2 separate regions of the Homo sapiens genome follow, and region 2 is linked to region 1. The links are chromatin contacts, found by Hi-C or POLR2A ChIA-PET in ENCODE. All regions are on one chromosome and are shown on one strand. The core of a region is the stretch at or near the end of the contact, and the rest is flanking DNA. Distances in the headings are between cores, read along the strand shown.

What was found. A loop is a pair of places that touch in the nucleus more often than their neighbours do. ChIA-PET counts read pairs that join two places held with the same protein, here RNA polymerase II (POLR2A). Pooled maps may share reads with other maps.
Region 2: a map with no recorded cell type shows a loop between it and region 1 (4-fold over the local background). The contact joins two enhancer-like sites. A Hi-C loop is called at or near these places in 5 of 37 single-sample maps with no recorded cell type and 5 of 50 pooled maps. POLR2A ChIA-PET finds 5 or more read pairs at or near these places in 1 of 52 experiments (activated T-cell).

What each region holds. Positions count from the first base shown.
Region 1 is chr15:99,320,729-99,327,988 of GRCh38, forward strand. The region is part of intron 5 of LRRC28 (leucine rich repeat containing 28); the gene reads left to right. Among named protein-coding and RNA genes, the nearest start is that of LRRC28, 73 kb to the left of the region's middle. Within about 2 kb of position 3,468, at least 8 of the 41 ENCODE cell types and tissues checked have a DNase peak (open chromatin) inside an H3K27ac peak, as active enhancers do.
Region 2 is chr15:99,498,934-99,506,193 of GRCh38, forward strand. LOC105371019 (a long non-coding RNA gene) reads right to left here. Exons shown (of 3, transcript XR_001751710.2): 2 at 4,484-4,592; 3 at 1-187. Among named protein-coding and RNA genes, the nearest start is that of MEF2A, 63 kb to the right of the region's middle. RefSeq lists enhancers at 3,054-3,213, 3,244-3,333, 3,384-3,453, 3,734-3,983, 5,634-5,763. Within about 2 kb of position 3,343, at least 3 of the 41 ENCODE cell types and tissues checked have a DNase peak (open chromatin) inside an H3K27ac peak, as active enhancers do.

The sequences.
Region 1 (7,260 bases), core at 2,218-4,717:
AGACCAGGTAAGGCATAGATTTGGTTTTGCCAAACTGGGTGGATCTGGTTGTACCTTCTCAAATGTGAAAATGATGTAATAGTTAAACAAATACACCCAGATTCCAAATTTATAAAGTCAGATCATTGTTAATTCCTTCAGATTAGTTAATCTTGAAAATACACTTATTCCAAAAAGACTCCATGGTTTTTAAGTTCAAATAAGATCTAATCGAGTTTCTAAATAATTCCAAAAACAAAAGAACATCATTCTTACAAGAATGCCTCTGAGCTGTCATTGAGTATGTTACTCAGAGGATGCCAATCTTGTTTAAACATGAAAAAAATGTTTTCCTTTAGACTTGCCTTCAGAGTTTGAGGCATGTTCTTCTCAATATAATTGATGGTATCATATCCTTATCATTTTGGGGGTAGATTTGATCCCTAGAATCCATGAAAAAATTCTATATCAAGATCTTAAGGGAATTTCAAAACAAATTTCAAAAATATGAATGAACACATATCATTGGATTGGTTTTGCTGGTTTATGATCTTGAAGGGCAATATTTATTTGCTTACGTGACTTCTGACATGCCTGCTGAAAATTTAGTTATGTTATTGTATAGTCTAAGTTATGCATGTTACATTTATTTCTGTAAAACTGTGTCAGCTATATAGCAGATCACACACACAAATTTGAAAATGCGTAAGAGACTGGGGCTATTTAGCTTGTGGGCAGCTGGCGTTCGGTCAGTAATGTCTTATAGAATACTCCCATCACTTGCATTCACAGAGATAATTATAAGACATTAAGGAAAACTTAAATTATGTTAAATGTGCAACAAACCTCTAGCAGTCTTGGATTTCACTTTTTTTTCCTCCAAGGATTTGTGAGTTTCCTCAAAAGTCCACAACTGTTGTAATTTTGCTAAGCAACAAATCTGAATCATAAGTGTGAGGTTTGTGTGCAGCTGCAAGTCTGGTCTGCGGCCACTGAACAAGTGAGGTAGTTTAAGGAATACATTAAGTCAAAAAATATTTACTGTGCACCTACCATGTGCTAGACTCTGCTAGGTGCTAGGAATATGGGGAATATAGCAGCAAATAAAATCAAAGCCCCTGTTCTTATGAAATTTATTTTCTAGTGGGAGGTACACACTGTGGTTTGACATGTAAATAAATGAATAAGTAATTAAATAAGTAAATGCAGGGAGGGAATAAATAGGATGCTACAATTGAGAAATAGGGAATCTGCTTGAAGTCAGGGAAGGCCTTTGTGAAAATGTGATGGTAACATTCTGAAACACAAGAAAGAGTCTACGGTTGGGAGGGTTGGGAAGGAGCATTCCTGACCGAGGAATAGCAGATTCAAAGCCTCCAAGGGAAGAAATAACTTGACACTTCATTGGGCCAGACAGAAGGAAGGACAAGGTAATTAGATTGTAGCGAGGTGGGGAAGAGAGGTGGGCCAGGGCTGATCTGGAGACCATGTTGCTAGTAAGATGGTGTTAGAGATTTTATTGAAGTGCAGCAGAAAGCCAGGGCAGAGTCTGGGGGCAGGAAAGGACCATGATCTGATGTATATTTTAATATCACTGGCTTCTGTGACATTGGAGGGGGTGAGAATAGAAGCAAGAAGACCAATGGGGAGGCTTGTTGGTTGGGTTCAGGCAAGAGATGGTAATAGGGTGAGCTTGGTGTCAACAGTAGAGGTCTCGGAGAGGCTAACAGATTCAGTATGGATTTTGGAATGTGGACTCTTATGGGGCCCTCACCTACCTTTGTTCTGTATTTCTCTCTATTCTATAGAGGGTGTAAGTTACAGTGGTGTTCCCAGATTTGGTCATTACCCAGTTCATAAAATATCAATAAAATAAGGGTATGTTCTTTGCTTTTTAAAAAATAAAATAAGTGATTAAAAGATTTTAAAAGGTATACTTTCTTACCTGGAAAATTATCTTCAGACCCCCATTAGGGTCCAGATACCATTTTACAGCATATTAATCACATTCTAGTTTATTCTTTCAGCAAGGAGATAATGGTGCCTCCTGTGTTCCAGGCACAGAGCTAAGGCATGTTGTTGCAAAGGTGGGCAAGACAATCCCTGCCCTTTAAAAGGTCATGTCCTGGGGCAAAGCAAGCAAGAGCCAAATAAACAGCTAAGTTACTATTCAACTTTGTGGAAAGAACCAGGCTACTGAGTTAGCTTGGGTAGATGGTGGCTAGCAGAGGCTTTGACCACTTTGTTGATGCTGCTGATTTTTCTGTGGTATTTCTGTATTTAATTTCTGTTCTTTTCTATCATCCAGTAATTTCTCACAATTTCTGGTCCATGATGCCTGCCAGTATCTTTTTTTACTGCTTTTGTAGATTCTCTTTCCCACCTTTTAAAATAATGTACACTCAGAAACATCTCAGAACAGAAGCATCAAAGTTTATTTGTATTATTAAGCATAATTTACCACAGTTTGATTTTGGCTCCCTGGTCTGTGAGCATGATTCACCCCACGTGTAGAGACCAGGTCCTTTCTAGCTAGGCTGCTTATTTGCAGTGACCAGTCTGGGTTTAAAAATATAAGTACAATAATTTGGTGTTAAAGGATTTTAATCCTCATATCAGAGAGTCAGGTTAAACTCCTTCTTAGGAAGATATGAATTCTGCTTTTTAAAAAATGATTTTAGACTATATCTAGGATTCGATCCCAATTGTTACAAGGAATGTCTAAGAGGTTGCGTTGTTTGATAATTGCAGTTAACTTAAGTGTGTGGGACATCCTGAATGCTGTTCTTAGCCTTAAAAATGGACTAATATTTCAAGTGAATCTGAATTGCTTTTAATTTTTTTAATTGTCCAAGGAAGATAGTGCTTCACAGTTTCTGAAAGTCATCTATCTCCCAATAAAGAGCCCTTTTCTCTGTGTTAGAGTTAACAAACATGTTTGTGTTTGCAGTTATTTTGATAATAAAAAACTTCATCAATTACAGAAGTATTTATATTGAGTTTACATTTGGAATATTTTGTAGTATGAACTGAAAAATTAGAAGTAAATACTAACTTTTCTGTTATTGTTATTGAATTATATGGGATATTTTAATCACTATTAATCTCCTGAGTTAGGTGTTACTCTTTTTTCTTTAACAGCAATTCGATGATCTAAATAGTTGAGTAAATAACCCAAAGTTGCATGGCCAATAAGTAACAGGATTATGGTTTGAACCTATTTGTACGTACCAGAGTATGTGTATTCCACAGCTCAAGAGAAAGAAAATGGATATAAAAAGGAAGACTTACTGTACACCAAATGGAATTTGGCATTGAAATGTTGTCTTTTATTTATTTGTACAGTAGTCCCCTATTATCTGTGGGAGTATGTTCCAAGACCCCCCGTGGGTGCCTAAAACCTCAAATAGCACTCAACCTTATATCCACTACGTTTTCTGGAGCTAATACCCTAAATGACTAAGTGACTAATGGGCGAGGAGGGTAGACAGGGCGGGTACACTGGACTAAGGGCTGATTCATACAATGAGGTTTCATCATGCTGCTCAAAATGGCATGAAATTTAAAACTTACGGACGGTTAATTTTTGGAATTTTCCATTTAATATTTTCAGACTGCAGTTGACTGTGGGTAACTGAAACCTCAGAAAGCTAAACCGCGGATAAAGGGGGATTTCTGTATGTTCTCAACCCAGTGTGCTCTGGAGCTCAACTTAGAGCTATTTTTAGTGGTACCGGAAAAAGCAAGTGCTTAAAAATATCAAGTCTGTCATTGACTCTCTGTGGTCACTAGCTTGGTGTGGAGTGGGTGGCTTCCTTCCCATTCCCATTTAAATTTTAGGTTAGGTCATTGTGCATCAGCACAGAACTATGATTTAAAGGGGACTTACTGTGTTTTTCTTTTGAAATTGACACCATAATGTTATTTTTGTGCCTAATCTAAGTAATTACTATGTGGCAATAATAAAATCATTTTCAGAATACTCTATAAGTAGCTGAAAAGTTTCAAGGTATTGTGTATTTAGCACAAAAGTAAACAATGCAAACAACTGTAAAGTTAGAGACACTAAGGAAATAAGGTGTACAGACTTATGTTTGCTCCCAGGGAAGGGGTAGAAAGGATTGGGAGTGGTGTGAAAAGAGTAGGATTCTACCAGGATTCCAAAAAGAATGCATTGTAACTCTGTGTCAGGAATACAACATTAATTTCAGCATGACACAGCAATAAATATTTAAAATCAGTCTGTCAATTTCTACCAAAAAAAGCCTCCTGGGATTTTGATAGGGATTGTGTTGAATCTGCAGATCAGTTTGGGGAGTGTGCCATCTCACCAGTGTTGTCTTCAAATCTATAAACATGAAATATCGTTCTGTTTATTTAGATCTTCTTTAATTTCTCTCAACGGTATTTTGCAGTTTGTAGCATATAAGTTTTGTACTACTTTTGTTCAGTTTATTACCAAGTATATAATTTTTTTTGGTGCTGTTGTGAATGGAATTATTTTCTTAATTTAATTTTGGAATTGTTTTTTCCTGATGTATAGAAATGCAATTGATTTTCTAATATTGATCTTGTATCTAGCAACCCTTTAAAACTTGTTTATTAGTTCTAAGAGTTTTTGTGGATCCCTTAATTAGTATTTTCTACTAAGGATCATTTTATCTGTAAATAAAGTTTTACTTCTTCTCTTCCATTCTTGATGCTTTTTGTTTGTTCAGTTTTTGCCTTCCGGCCTTTGCTAGAATCTCCAGTATATTGTTGGGTACCAATGGAAACACTCAGCCTCCTTGCCTTGTAGGCACAAGGGGGATTTAAGGGGAAAGCACTCAGCCTGTCACCATTAACGTAGTGTTCCATACGTTCTCAGCTAGAGGTGTTTTGTAGATGCCCCTTATTGGTTGAAGGAGTTGCCTTTTGTTCCTAGTTTGTTGAGAGTAGTTATCATGAGTGGATTTTAGATTTTGTGAAATGCTTTATTCTTATTCCATGAACATGTGTATTACATTGATTTTTCAGCTGTTGAACCAACCTTACATTTCTAGCATCAGACCCACTTGTGGGGAAGAGAGGTGGGCCAGGGCTGATCTGGAGACCATGTTGCTAGTAAGACGGTGTTAGAGATTTTATTGATGTGCAGCAGAAAGCCAGGGCAGAGTTTGGGGCAGGGAAGGACCGCCATCTGACGTATATTTTAATATCACTTTGACTTCTGTGTAGAAAATAGATTGGAAGGGGTGAGAATAGAAGAAGACGACCAATGGGAAGGCTTGTTGGTTGAGTTCAGGCAAGAGATGGTAATAGGCTGAGCTTGGTGTCAACAGTAGAGGTCTCGGAGAGGCTAACAGATTCAGTATGGATTTTGGAGTGTGGCCTCTTATGGGGCCCTCACCTACCTTTGTTCTGTATTTCTCTCTATTCTATAGAGGGTGTAAGTTACAGTGGTGTTCCCAGATTTGGTCATTACCCAGTTCATAAAATATCAATAAAATAAGGGTATGTTCTTTGCTTTTTAAAAAATAAAAAAAATGATTAAAAGGTTTTAAAAGGTATACTTTCTTACCTGGAAAATTATCTTCAGACCCCCATTAGGGTCCAGATATCATTTTACAGCATATTAATCACATTCTAGTTTATTCTTTCAGCAAAGAGATAATGGTGCCTCCTGTGTTCCAGGCACAGAGCTAAGGCATGTTACTGCAAAGATGGGCAAGACAGTCCCTGCCCTTTAAAAGGTCATGTCCTGGGGCAGAGCAAGCAAGAGCCAAGTAAACAGCTAAGTTACTATTCAACTTTGTGGAAAGAACCAGGCTGCTGAGTTAGCTTGGGTGGATGGTGGCTAGCGAGGCTTTAACACTTTATTGATGCTGCTGACTCTTTTGTGGTATTTCTGTATTTAATTTAATTTCTGTTCTTTTCTATCATCTAGTAATTTCTCACAATTTCTGGTCCATGATGCCTGCCAGTATTTTTTTTACTGCTTTTGTAGATTCTCTTTCCCACCTTTTAAAAAAATGTACACTCAGAAACATCTCAGACCTACTTGTTCATGATAAATAATCATTTTAAGTGTTGCTGGCTTTCATTTGCTAATATTTTGTTAAGGACTTTTGCACTTATGTTCATGAGGGATATTGGTCTGTAGATTTCTTATGATGTTTTTGTATGGTTTTAGTATCAGGGTAATGTTCATAGAATGAGTTGGAAAGTTTTTCCTCCTGTTTTCTGAGACAGTTTGTGAACAATTGATATTATTTCCTCCTTAAATATATAATAGAATTGAAATATTTGTTAGAATAGAAAAGCCATCTGGACCTGGTCTTTTCTTATGGGAGGATTTAAAGATTTAAAATTACGAATTCAGTTTGTTTTTTTTTAATTTTTTTTGAGACAAGAGTCTTGCTCTGTCGCCTAGGCTGGAGTGCAGTGGCACGATCTCGGCTCATGGCAACCTCCACCCCCCGGGTTGAAGCAATTCTCCTGCCTTAGCCTCCTGAGTAGCTGGGATTACAGGTGTGCACCACCACACCCAGCTAGTTTTTGTATTTTTAGTAGAGATGAGATTTCACCATGTTGGCCAGGCTGGTCTCAATCACCTGACCTCAAGTGATCCACCCACCTCCCAAAATGCTGGGATTATAGGTGTGAGCCACTGTGCCAGGCTACTAATTCAGTTTTTTAACTTGTGATACATCTATTTAGATTTTTATTGACTTCTTGAATTTGGTAATTTGTATCTTTTTAGAAATATGTTTATTTAAATTGCTAATTGGTTGAAATAAATTTGTTCATATTATAGTATGTCCTTTTAATCGTTTTAATTTCTGTAAAGTTAATAGTGATATTTCATCTTTTGTTCCTAGTTTTCCTAATTCAAGTCAGTTTTCCTTTTCTGTGTATGTATTTATTTGCTTTGGTTAGTCTAGCTAAAGGTTTGTCAATTTTGTTGTCTTTTTAAAGAACTAACTTTTGTTTTCATTGACTTTTTTTTCTGTTGCTTTTCTAATTTCTATTTCATTGATATCTACTCTAATTTTTATTATTTTCTGCTTATTTTTATTTTAGTTTTTACTTTTTCTTTTTTCTAAAGGTGGAAGCTTAGGAAATGGATTTCAGAACTTTCTTTTCTAATATAGGCATTCGAAGCTTTAAATCTCCCACTAATCATTTCCTTGGCTACATTCTATGCATTTTGATATCTTGTGTTGGTTGTTTCTATTTGGCAAAAATATTTTCAAAGTTTCCTTCTGATTTATTTTATTATTATGGGTTATTTAGAAGTGT
Region 2 (7,260 bases), core at 2,093-4,592, 180 kb after region 1:
AATGTATGCGAATTTAGGAAACCCTTTCCTCTCTTAATGGCCCGGCTCTTGCAGTTGAAATCTTGGCTTTCAGTCCTCCTGTTCTTGAGTTTATTTAAGTATCTGAAGCTCAGCATCCTGTCTTCATTCCCACTTTCCATTTCTCCTTCATTCCAGCTACTGCTCATGAAGATAATGGAAACTGTGGCTAAGTAGGTGGAAATCACAAATAAGGAGTGAAAAAAGAAAGCACATTAATATAATTCAAGGTATTAATCTGAACACATTTACTTTGATGTTAACTATGAATGACTTATTCCCTCCTCCAAAAATAAAAAAAAAAGAAGAAGAAAGAAATCGTGTATTCCTGCACTCAGCTCCAACTTGGCTCCTACTTGGCCCTCCTACATTTGCTGAGCCTCTGGACTTTCCAAGCCTTAGGCTCTCAGATCCCTTTTGTGGCGCCTGCTTGACTGTCAACTCTATGTCTGGCATTGCCTGGTGTCATGAAAAGATTTTCTCTGGTATCCAGCTCCACAGGACCTATCACTCCTGGGCACGGAAGGGGCAGGATACAAACCCTGCGGGCAGGAACTCCTAGGAAATCCTCCAGATCGATTTCTTGATAATTCAGATGAGCCTAACTAAGTTTGGATTTTGAGCTTGGTGACAGCCACCTCCAATATGGCCATCTGTAGTCCCACCTCCTAGTATCAATGCTTTGTGTGGTCCCCTTCTACATCGGATCAGGGTTGGCCCACGTGACCGATGGAGTAAGGTCGAGTGATGGTACGGCTATAAAAGACATTGTGGCTTCTGCCCTTGTCGCTCTCAAATCACTAGCACTGGAGAAGCTGGCTGCCATGTTGTGAGGACACTCAGGCAGCCCCATGGAGAGGTCTATGCAGCAAGGAGCTGAGGCCTCCTGCCACAAGCCATGTGGGTGAACCATCTTGGAGCAAACCCAGACTTACAGTCGCAGGCTAATGTGGCAGACAGGACTCATCCATCTAGCCCCATCAGCTCAGAGCTGAGCAAGTAGAGGCCTAGAGAGGTCAAATGATCCATCACCACCACACATCTGGTCAATGTCCAAGCCACACCTTGCCTTCCAGTCCCATTTTAGATAAACTGATTGATCTTCAGCTCAGAGTAGCTTCTTGCGATGGGTGTGGTGGCTCACGCCTATAATCCCAGCATATTGGGAGGCCTAGGCAGGCGGATAACTTGAGGTCAGGAGTTTGAGACCAGCCTAGCCAACATGGTGAAACCCCATATCTACTAAAAATAGAAAAATTAACTGGGTGTGGTGGCACATGCCTGTGGTCCCAGCTACTCAGGAGGCAGAGGCACAAGAATTGCTTGAACCTGGGAAGCAGAGGTTGCAGTGAGCCAAGATCGCACCACTGCACTCCAGCCTGGGCAACGGAGTGAGGATCTGTTGAGACAGATCAAAAAAAAAAAAAAAAAAAAAAAAAGGGAGGGTGGCTTCTTGGATTTCACCATTCGTGTTTCCTGTGCGCTGGCTTCTCCATCCTGTGGCGCCTGGTCATTAGCAGAGTCTAGGACATCCTATTGCAGTAGGCAGGGAGCTGGAGTGGGGTAGGGCAGGCTGATGGGCATCCTGGGCTGAGATAATGTGTCTAAAGACACAGCAGTGTGAACATGGGTGGCATTTTTGGAGAGGGGTGAGTTGTCTACTGCAAAGGAAGGCAGGGGCCATACAGAAGAGCACCTTCACTATGGCATAAAGTGACACTTCCTGGAGCTCCTGAGACAGCCAAGGGCAGGTGTCAAAGTTCCTGCCTCGAGTTCAAAACAGGACAGTGTCTGTCCTCGAAGGTGGAGGGCCCCAAACAACAAACACCCATGGGAGGGTGTGTGTTATTAGCCTGAGTATTGTGCAAGGTAACATGCCGTCAAAGCAGGCAGGGTTTGGTCAGTCCCATTCATGCTTGATCAGGGGAGATGTTTCCAGAAAATATAAAGCTGGAGGGTGCAGAAGAGAGTCCCTGCAATAGCAGATCTGGGGCTAGCCCTGATGACCAAGAATGCTGACCTTTTCGGCAAACTTTCTCAGCAGGCTCTCAACAACCTCTGCACCTGAGCTTCCCAAAACAGGCTGAAGCAGCAAAGGCAGATGGAATGTATTGATTCCTTTGGTTTTGTTTCATCTTGTTTTCATTCACTGCAGTAATCTTCTTCCCAGGAAAGCAGAGGATTTCCTGGAATAAGGATCCTAGCCCTTCTCTATAACCTGCATATGGGTATCACTTTTCAAGGCCAATTTACAGACATATGTTTCTTGCCAGTAAGTTCAAAGATGTAACCACATCAAGTGCAGAAAGCCTGGTTCTTAAAGAGAAGGATAAAGCCGAGTTGGAAGACGGTGGGTTTTCTAGCCCCAATCTCCACCTTGTTCCAAAACCTATGGTAACCCCAAGAGGTGAGGAAGGTTGAAATTTTTCAGGCTTATACAGGCAAATAACTTACTTAATTTTTTTGATTGAATTTAGTGCAGCTCCTAACCCCTTATTTACATTCAGTCACTATCAAAATTTTCTCACTGTCCTTTAAGTAAAAATGGAATCAGTTATGGATTTTTTTTATTCCTCTTTCCTCTCTTTCTCACCAGGTGTTAAACTTGAGTGAGGTGTATTCCGGGTTGGGAGGCACCGTGTGTCTGCAACCCAGACAGTCAATGTTCATTGGCCCCAGGACATTGACACCTACCCAGCTACCCCCTGTATCTGTGGCCTCTCCACTCTCCAGTTGCCAGACCTAAGCAGGTGCCCCGTGTTCTCTTTATCCCACTACCAAGGCTCTGCAGCCTGCTCTCAGGCACACCTGTCCTCTCTACATGGCATGGAAACGTTGGCTGCGCCACCCTGGGAAACTGGGGGCTCTGGGAAACCACGTGTGGCCCATCCGCTGGGGCCCCTCCATGCTTCTGGTGCCACGGCACACGTGGGCTTCTCAAGAGACTTGCTGCCCCTTTGTCCCTCCCCTTCACCTTCAATTTACTTGAAGAAACCAAAGCCTGGGCTTTGTAAAGAGTATTGTCACTGCCATGTGTTTAAAGAAATCCATTCGGAAATTCAGATGGCTTTCCCTCCCTTTCTTTGGGTAGAGGCTGCCGGCCAACAAGGAAAATAAGATACAGAAACCTTGAGAATGGGCTTCAAGTAGAGGGAAATGCCGTTTGCAACAAGTTCTTAGTAGCAAGCAACAGACACCTATTTTGGCTAATTTCAGTGAAAGGGAGTCTCGTGAAAGGCTATGGGGCAGCTCCGAATCATTTTAGAGGACACACAGGCACAGAGCTGATCTTTGAGGAACCATGAGTCAAATCACACCACAGAACAGGGCTGATGGGGAAACCCTGCCACCACCTCTGAGCACCCACACCTCGCCCACCCCAGGAGCTGTGCCTGGCTGCCACTGCTCCTGCGGCCACCACTGTCCCTTCCCTCCTGAGTCACCAGCTCTGAGTCTGGTGTTGGCACCTTCACCTGGCTGGGAAGCCCCACTCTTTGAGCCCCAGCTGCAAGGCAGGCTGGAAAAAGGAAGTATCTGACCATCACTTACCTTTCAGAGAGGTGGTTTTGCTCTTCACAAAGACTCAAAAAATAAAAAAAAAAAGAGTGAGAGACGCAATTCTCCACATAAATATCAAGATCATGCTTCAGGTGCTGGGAAACCAAAGCTCATAACAAGGGCCTCCTTTCACACAAGAAACACACTGGGGCTGGCCTGAGAAGGTTCTCTGAGAGCCTCCAAGGTGCTCCACCCAAGGACACAAACCAAGCAGCATGGAGAGGCTGAGGGACACAGAGATTCTGCCTCCAGGAAGAGGAGCAGAGGCCTGACAAAGACCAAGGAGCTGGGAGAGAACTCATGAGAGGGCCGAGAACCACAAGGAAAGCCCCTCCACTGTGGAGGAGCCTGGGGTGAGGCACCAAGGAGGGGAGCCCCTCCCCTGAGGACTGCGTTTATCCAGCTTGAAGATGGGACTGAGCTGAAGGAAAGCCCACCGTGGCTAGAAGTACTTGAGCCGTCAACAGTAAAGCTACTCACTGTGGGCGGCACCAGCCCTCCCTCCCATTGCTAGGAGTGCAACACTGGGATGAAACCAGATTCTGTGGAAAATCGGTCAGGGCCAGGAGGAGAGGGAAGAACTCAACGCTTGGATGTGGATGTCGGAGCCCCCCTCCCATCCATCTGCTTGGGGGGAGGAGGGGTGGGAAGGGCAAGGCCGAATCGGGGTAAAGGCCCCAGGTGGGCAAATAAGGCAGCTCCCCATTGGTCCACATGTTGACCTTTTGTTTGTGGCCTTTTGCCCACAAGGACAGTATTTCCACTTAAAGGTCACCTCCCCCAGGCAGCAATCATTACTGTTTTGCAGCCTGTTGGGAAAGTCAGATGTAAGCCATCAGATAACAAAGAAAAAACACGACAAGAAGAGAAACAAATATTTCAGGGCACTGCTCTTGTCATTCCTCACCCCTGAATGCACCGATCACCCTGGCCAGCAGAGATGGCTCCCGCCTCCTTGTTCAGCTCTTACGGTCACGGGGTTTGCCTTCCTCGCTGATGCCACCAGCATCCTTTGGCTGGAAACAAAACAGCCCCATCAATTCAGATTGTTCTTAGGAGCTTTCAGAGGAGATATTGGTTGCATTTAACACACAGTCGGGGCCAAAATAAAGGCTGGGTAGGTGCCCGGGTTATTCAGCGGGAAATGACATCCTGCTCAGGTACACAAATGTCATGCTCCCCAAGCCCTGACACAGGCAAACCGTCTCACAGCCTTCCTTCCCCAGGACTCCAGATTTTCCAACCGATGGTTCTCTTCTTGCCTTCAGACACAACCTGTCCCGTTTGGGAAGGCCAAGACAGGAGACCACAGTGGCAGGGAGCAAACAGGAAACATGAGAGTGGTATCACTGACCTAATCTTTTCCTTTGCAGAAACAATCTCAATTAAAATGCATCACTTCAGAAACCCTATGAAGGACCCGCTCTGTGAATTCTTTCGAAGGTCATCTTAATAATCCAAACCAGTTGCCCAACCAGGAAAGAATTATTCTCTAACATAATTGAAAACACCCACAGGCAGGTGCTTATTGCTTGTGAAAATGAAGACTCATGCATCATTGGAGCCTTAGTTCCAGAGAAGGTGGGATGTGCACGGATCTGTTCTTTTGACAAAGCAGCATGAGGAAAAAGACTCTGTGGCCATTGCCCCTAAAAATAAAGGTATCCTGCCAAGCTTCTCACTGGCATCCTCAGCTTCCCCTTTCTGAGGCTGAGATGAGGTTTCCTTGGCCTCCTCACCCCCACCACCATAGAGCAGAGAGGCCCAAAGTCTGTTCTCAAAATCACTCACATTCAAATGTGAGTAACTGACATCAGCCAAATTGGGAACCAGAGTCAAATCTGAAACTCAAAGGAAAAAGCTTCCAGATAAACTTCAGAGATCTTCACTGTGGGGAGATGGGGGGGACCAACTAGATGGAGTAGGGGATCTTTATGGCCACTGTTTCTCTGAAGGGACAGAAGGACCAGGCTCACTAGGTCTGGGTGGAAACCCTAGCTCTGAAAGTTCCTTCTTACATGGCTTTGAGATGATTACTCGGGGTGGTTCTGAGCTTACTTATTGCATCATAAAAAGGAGAGACCCATGCGGACTTCTCAGGGCGAGGATGAAGTGGGATGCTATTTGTGAAGGTGTTTGGCCCATCAAGGTGTCCATAGGACTAAAGACCCTACGCAGAAACACTCGTGGCCAGGACCGGGCTCCTCCAGGCTGTGGTCAGAGCGGGCCAGGTTCTAGTGGAAAACTCTGCCTCAGTCAAGGGCTGCTCAGGGGTTGGTGCTCTCAGTAGAAAGCCAGTCTCTGGTACGTGACTGGCACAACCTACAGGGGCTTCCAGAACCCGTCACAGCAGTGTGCCTGGCCTGCAGGGTACCTGAGCATTGCTCTCTTAACCTAGCATTTATTCATCAACCTCCTGGAGCTCCTCCTGGAGGCCTGGCTTCAGAATGAGTCATATTGCCCGACACCACACTCTTTTGTTTAGAATTGATACAGGACATGGGGTTCCTGTGAAATTAGCTTGAAATTAATTTAGCCACAATAGCTTATTGTTAGATTTAATTGTAAATGAAACAATTCACCAGGGACGTTTCACTTTGTAAACAAGCACCTCAGAGTCAGCAGGGAATTTGGGTATTTTTTTTCCTACTCTCTAGTCGCTGCATAGGTTTTTACAAAATTTGTGGCCAAGCATAAAAAGCATTTTGGACACGGCTTTGGAGGGACAGCCCACTGCCATTCGTCACCCTCTTAGGTGCCCTGGCACTGGGTAGGAGCAGTCTGCTTTCACGCAGCCTGCTGGGCACAGGAAGGTGCTCTTTGCTGCAGTCAATACATTGTCCAAAAATCACCCTGACTCCATTCCAGAATCCCCAGTGCTCCTGCAGAAGCATCAGTGCTGCTCATATTAAAGAGTCCAAAAAACAGGGTCTGGGCAGTCCAGGCTATGGTTTCCTTCAGAAGCCCTGAAGCCAGTGTTTCTTAGAACATGATGCCACACCACCGTTGGAACATACAGTTATTATCAACATATAGTTCTCATGTTAATGGTTACATGTTCATTTTAAGATGTATTAAAACAAAAATCATTCCTCAAAACTGTGATTTCATGGCAATACACATAAGTTTACATTAAAAGGCAGGTCAGCCAGGGACAGTGGCTCATGCCTGTAATCCCAGCACTTCGGGAGACTGAAGTAGGCAATTGCTTGAGCCCAGGAATTTGAGATCAGCCTGGTCAACACGGCAAAACCCTGTCTTTACAAAAAATACAAAAATTAGCTGTGCATGGTAGTGCATGCCTCCCAGCTACTTGGGAAGCTGAGGCAGGAGAATCATCTGAGTCTGGGAAGTGGAAACTGCAGTGAACTGTGATTGTGTCACTGCACGCCAGCCTGGGTGACAGAGGACACCCTGTCTCAAAAAGGAAAAAAAAAAAAAAAAAAAAGGTAGGTCAATATGAAGAAGAGTAATTTAAAATTAAAAAAAATTAAAAAGTAAATTATATGCAACTTAAAACCAGGAGATATCATCTTACACCAGTCAGAATGGCTGTAAAAAGACAAAAAAACACAGATGTTGGTGAGGACGCAGAAAAAAGGGAATGTGTATGTACCATTGGTGGAAATGTAAATTAATACAAACACTATCCAAAGGAAAATAAATCATTATATCAAAAAGTGG